2 separate regions of the Homo sapiens genome follow, and region 2 is linked to region 1. The links are chromatin contacts, found by Hi-C in ENCODE. All regions are on one chromosome and are shown on one strand. Each heading gives the region's core, a stretch centred on a gene start or an enhancer-like site at or near the end of the contact. The rest is flanking DNA. Distances are from core to core; before and after follow the strand shown.

The links. A loop is a pair of places that touch in the nucleus more often than their neighbours do. Pooled maps may share reads with other maps.
Region 2: a map with no recorded cell type shows a loop between it and region 1 (3-fold over the local background). The contact joins the enhancer-like site here to the promoter of MTM1 in region 1. A Hi-C loop is called at or near these places in 5 of 37 single-sample maps with no recorded cell type and 8 of 50 pooled maps.

The regions. Positions count from the first base shown.
Region 1 is chrX:150,567,351-150,569,878 of GRCh38, forward strand. MTM1 (myotubularin 1) reads left to right here and starts at 1,271. Exons shown (of 15, transcript NM_000252.3): 1 at 1,271-1,312. RefSeq lists a silencer at 1,073-1,752.
Region 2 is chrX:150,868,409-150,870,936 of GRCh38, forward strand. The region is part of intron 1 of CD99L2 (CD99 molecule like 2); the gene reads right to left. Among named protein-coding and RNA genes, the nearest start is that of CD99L2, 29 kb to the right of the region's middle. Within about 2 kb of position 1,270, at least 4 of the 41 ENCODE cell types and tissues checked have a DNase peak (open chromatin) inside an H3K27ac peak, as active enhancers do.

The DNA.
Region 1 (2,528 bases), core at 21-2,520:
GTGTGTGACTATGTAGAAACACACGTACACATATACACTGGTATCAGGTAAAATGCTGTTTTTAGATGCTGGAGAACTAACACATACAAGAGAAAAAAAACAGGTCATGATAAAGTCATCCTATTTACTCGAACTGCTCGCGTATAAGTATTATGCAGTACAAAGAATATTATGCTCATTTTTCTATGTGCCAGGTTGTCTTTTCTTTTTTTAATTTTTTTGACACGCAGTCTCGCTTTGTCACACAGGCTGGAGTGCAGTGGTGCCATCTCAGCTCACTGCAACCTCTCCCTCCCGGGTTCAAGCGATTCTCTTGCCTCAGCTTCCCGAGCAGCTGGTATTACAGACACCTGCCACCACGCCTGGATAATTTTTGTATTTTTAGTAGAGACGAGGTTTCACCATGTCGTCCAGGCTGGTCTCGAACTCCTGACCTCAGGTGATCCGCCTGCGTTGGCCTCCCAAAGTGCTAGGATTACAGGCGTGAGCCACCGCGCCCGGCCCAGATTGTTTGTTTTATTTGATTACACAATGAATTCTCTTCTTGAAGTTTGCCTTTCTTCTCTTTTTCCTGTCCCTTTCTTTTTACTGTATCAATAGTTGTCTGACCCAAACCTCAACAAGTAGAAGGAATTTTGGACTGAAATGTTTCCGTTCACTAAGTCTCAATTGCGTTCTTGGAAAGGTGCTGGCACAGCTGAGGGACACCCCAGCTGTTAGTTGAGTTTGTGAATTGCAGATCCTGCCCCAGAGTCAGTGAAATTTCTTTTTCCCTTATACTATCTCAACTTTACGCAGCCAACCCTGTGTACCCAATAATAGCTCAATTTAGTGGCATCCGCTAAAGTCTTGTATAGAGAAGTTTTCCCTCTGGATTTCCCCTTTACTGAAGAAAAATGGGGAGACCCAGACAAGGGTCCCGGGACTACGCTTCCCAGCCGCCTCCGCCCGGCGCCCAGTCCAACTTCCCTTACAGGGATGGCCCCTGGCATCTTGGCCCCGCCCATCCCCAGCACCATATTGCGAACTACAATTCCCAGCTGCCTCCATGCGTCGGACCCTTCAAAATGGGCTTCCCAGCAGCCTCTCGGGCGAAGAGCCCCGCCCTTCGGAGCTGCTCCCCAGGTCGACCCGGCGCACTCTTCCTGCCCCCTGCCCCGTCACGTGATGCAGTCCCGCCAACCGGCACGGGGAGGCGGGCAGCGGGCGGTGGCCGGGGGCGGGCAGGCCGTGGGGGGCGGACCCCAGAGGGGGCGGAGCAGGGCCCGGCAGCCGAGCAGCCTGGCAACGGCGGTGGCGCCCGGAGCCCGAGGTGGGTGCGCGCTCACGGCTGGCCTGGCTCGGAGCCGGGCACTGCGGGGACCCGTGGTGAGGGGATCGGGAGGAGGAAGTTGGGACTCCTTGGGCCAGCGGGTCGCGCGGGGCCTTGCCGCACCGTCAGGGTTGGGTGGGGGTTTCGTCCAAGCGCCGTCGCTGTCCCCGCGGGGCAGGGCTGAGGCCAGGGAGCAGCAGGCAGGTACCTCCGGCTTCCTCCCGTTCTCCCCGCCCAAGGTGGCCGGCCGGCGGCGGGCGAAGGTCGGGACGGGGGTAGGGGTTGGCTGGCCGTGGAGCTGGGGGCGGACGTCTCAGCCACTGCCTGGACTTTGCTTCCCCGTCCCGGGGCGGTGAGTGGGCCGGGCGTCCGCCCTGCCTCCCCGGCGACGCTCCGCGGCTGGTCCTCGCCTTGGCCCTCCGCACGGAGCGGGCGTCCGTCGCATCCCCGGTGGGCCCTGCGGAGCGGCCGCAGCCCGGCACTGGCCGCGAAGCCTCGATGGCCGCTCTCGGCCAGTGTTTCTGTGTCATACACGAGAGGTTTATCTGCTTTTGCAACAGTTGAGGGAAGATCTTAGAGGGAACGGTTAGTTCCCTGATACGCAGTCGGAAGTATGTACAGGCACGAGCAAGCGCCCGTGGCCGGGTTGCCTCCCTTAACTGTCTTTTGCTGCGCTCAGGAAGTGAAAACTAATTTTAGTATTTGCCTAAGCAAGTAAGAAGTGAATCTGCTGCAAAAATTATATTAGAGCTTTATAGACGCACGCATCGTTTGAGGCGAAGTGGGTTGCGACTGGTTTTGAAACAGATACACCAGATCTTCACAAGAATAAAATTATAGCATTTTAGAATTGACTGGCATCCTGAAGTTTACATTGTTCATTTGTTTCCTGGATGGGGGAACTGAGGCCCAGAGAGGGTAACTAATATGTCCCGGGCTTCAGGGCAACTTAATGGCAAAGCTAATATCACAAGCCAGCTCTTTGGGGGTATCTTGGTGTCTGTCTAGTCTGGATTCTTTTTACCACAGCTCAGTATTATTCCTTGTGAAATAAGCACCTTAGAGTCTTGAGACTGAGCCAGCAATTTTGCTAGACTGCAAACCATTTTGAATTTCCTTCAAAATCGGTTTACCAACCAAATAAGACAATCAGGCCTGTTACTTTGCAGACACGTTTGCCTTCATCCAACATATATATTGGGCACGATCATGTATT
Region 2 (2,528 bases), core at 20-2,519, 300 kb after region 1:
TCCCAGCTACTCGGGAGGTTGAAGCAGAAGAATCGCTTAGCCTGGGAGGCAGAGGTTGCAGTGAGCCAAGATCTCTGTACTCCAGCCTGGGTGACACAGTGAGACTCTTGTCACACACATACACAAGAAACATATATTCTTGTTAACTGTAGTCATCCTAATAGTATAGAACACTAGACTTATTCTTCCTATCTAGCTGTAATTTTGTATCCTTTACAAAATCTCTTCCTAACTGCCCCCTTCCCCCTAGCCTTCCCAGCCTCTAGTATCCTCGAATCCACTTTTTACTTCTATGAGATTAACTTTATTTAGCTTCCATATATGAGTGAGAACATGTGGTGTTTCACTTTCTGTTGCTATCAGCCTGGGTTTTAAGAGGACAGAGGCTCAGGGATGTAGGTGGTTTCCTGTGAAGACTCCAATCCTTTGAATAGAATCCATGGAAGCATACTTGTGATGGCCTCGTGGCAGAAGATGATTAAAACTGAGTTACACACATGAGGATCAATAAACAAAGATGACTATGATGCTGGATCAGATTTCTGTGATGTTCTCTTTTGCAATCTGCCAAATTCTCTGCTCTTCAATAGTTTCTCTCATGGTCAAGGCAAGTGAATGAGACTTTCCTGGATAATAAGTTTAGTATTTTCTGAAAATGAGCTTGTCCCGATGATGGTCCCTGTGAAATGCCTCTCCTTGTGAGTCTGTTCTCTCATCACTAGTAGGAATGTCTAGGTTCTGTATCCAGCCTAAGAACCTCCAAAGGAACCTCCTGGAAATCTCACCTTGTAAGTTAACTTCTCAGCATCTAACTCCCATGTGTGCAGGGAGACCTGTACAAACCATTGCCATCTGAGGAAATGGCACCACTGCTCCTCAAGCCAGAAACTTGGGCATTACCCATGACAACTCCTTCCCCTCACCACCCACATCCGACCCATCAATGAGGCCAGTCAATTCGACCTAACAAATCCCTCTTGCATCCAGTCATTTCCTTCAGGCCCACTGCCATCACCCTGGTCCCTCCACTAAGCACTTTGGACATACCTTACTCTAGTTCATTTCCACTTTGTTTCTATCTCATATTTGTATGTAATTCTAATGTTTTCGGTATGTGTGTGATTGTGTCTTCTCCAGATTTCTTCTGGATCTTCCCAAGGTGCTCTACTGATCTGACAGAAAACACCCTTCAGAGTGCCCTGAGTGGCTGCCAGTCCACAGCTAGCCAGTCAGGAGAGGACGGCATGTGCTTGTGTCACTGTTGCCAGCCAAGGCGTCTGCTCAGGCCCTCTCTTTGCCTTCCTCAATAAAGAGCTATTTTACAACCTTTGTACTAAAGAGAGAAGAAAATAATCAGACTCCCTCTTTGAGAAGTGTTCTTTGAAAATGACTATCCATATAAGCAAGTAGTTTTAAAAAAAAACTCTTTCAAACATGTTTGTATCTTTGGCCTTTTGGAGGAAGATGGGGAGGGGAGACTGGGGAGGGAAGACTGGGGAGGGAATAGCTGACTGGCAAGGTTGTTCTCATCCCCACTGCTGGTGAGGCATTTGATTTCATAAGTATTAATCAGAATCACTCTTGATTATAGCAAAAACAACCTTTGCTATAATTTTAATGCAATTAACTAGAATATATGGTAATTCTGAGCAATCTTGCTCTTGAGATTAAAGAACAGCCTGCCAGGAAACATACGAATAAAGCTTTAAGATCAAAATTTGCATAATTAGGTTTCTTCCCTGCTCTGCCCACCCCAACCCCACCCTCTCTGGCTATGCTAAATTCTGCTTAAAGGAGATATTAAAAGTCAGCAAGCCTACTGCCTGGGCTTCCCTCCCAGGCTGGCATGTTCCTCTGTGAAAGCATGTTTATGTTCCGTGCAACACAGCTCTGATGGACTAACAGACAGCCAAAGACAGGCGGACGAATTACAGAGTGCACAGATTTTAAGCCATACTTCCAGAGGCTGGAGTAAACAAGTCACAATGCCTTCATGGTACTAAACTGCCAGGAAGCAGTCCGTACAAAAATGAGCCGGGCATTGTGGCATGTGCCTGTAATCCCAGCTTCTCAGGAGGCTGAAGCAGAAGAATTGCTTAGCCAGTGAGGCAGAGGTTGCAAATTTGTCATCCTGCTCTGTGGAGGTATCATACTAATCAATGCATCAAACCCCAGAACTACAGGTTTCATATTCAATGTTTTAATGCCTGGTCACAAAGGATGTCCTCATCACATATTCCTCCCTCCTCCCAGGCTCAGGAACTGCTGCCACCAGAAAGGCTCCACCTCCTACACCCCTCCTTTAACAGGGGCTGGGACAGCCAGAGCCACTGTCTCACCCCACTGCACTGCACCCCCCCATCCTAGCAGCCCCAGAATCCCTAACTCTCTTGGGAGAGTCCGCCTTGCTCCAGGAGGGAAGAAAAGGCAGCAAGCAGTTATTTTCCTGTATAAGGGACAAGCAGAACTGTGCACATACACTCCTGAGAAGAGGGGGAATGCGAGGAGTGACGGGAGCACTCGCACCC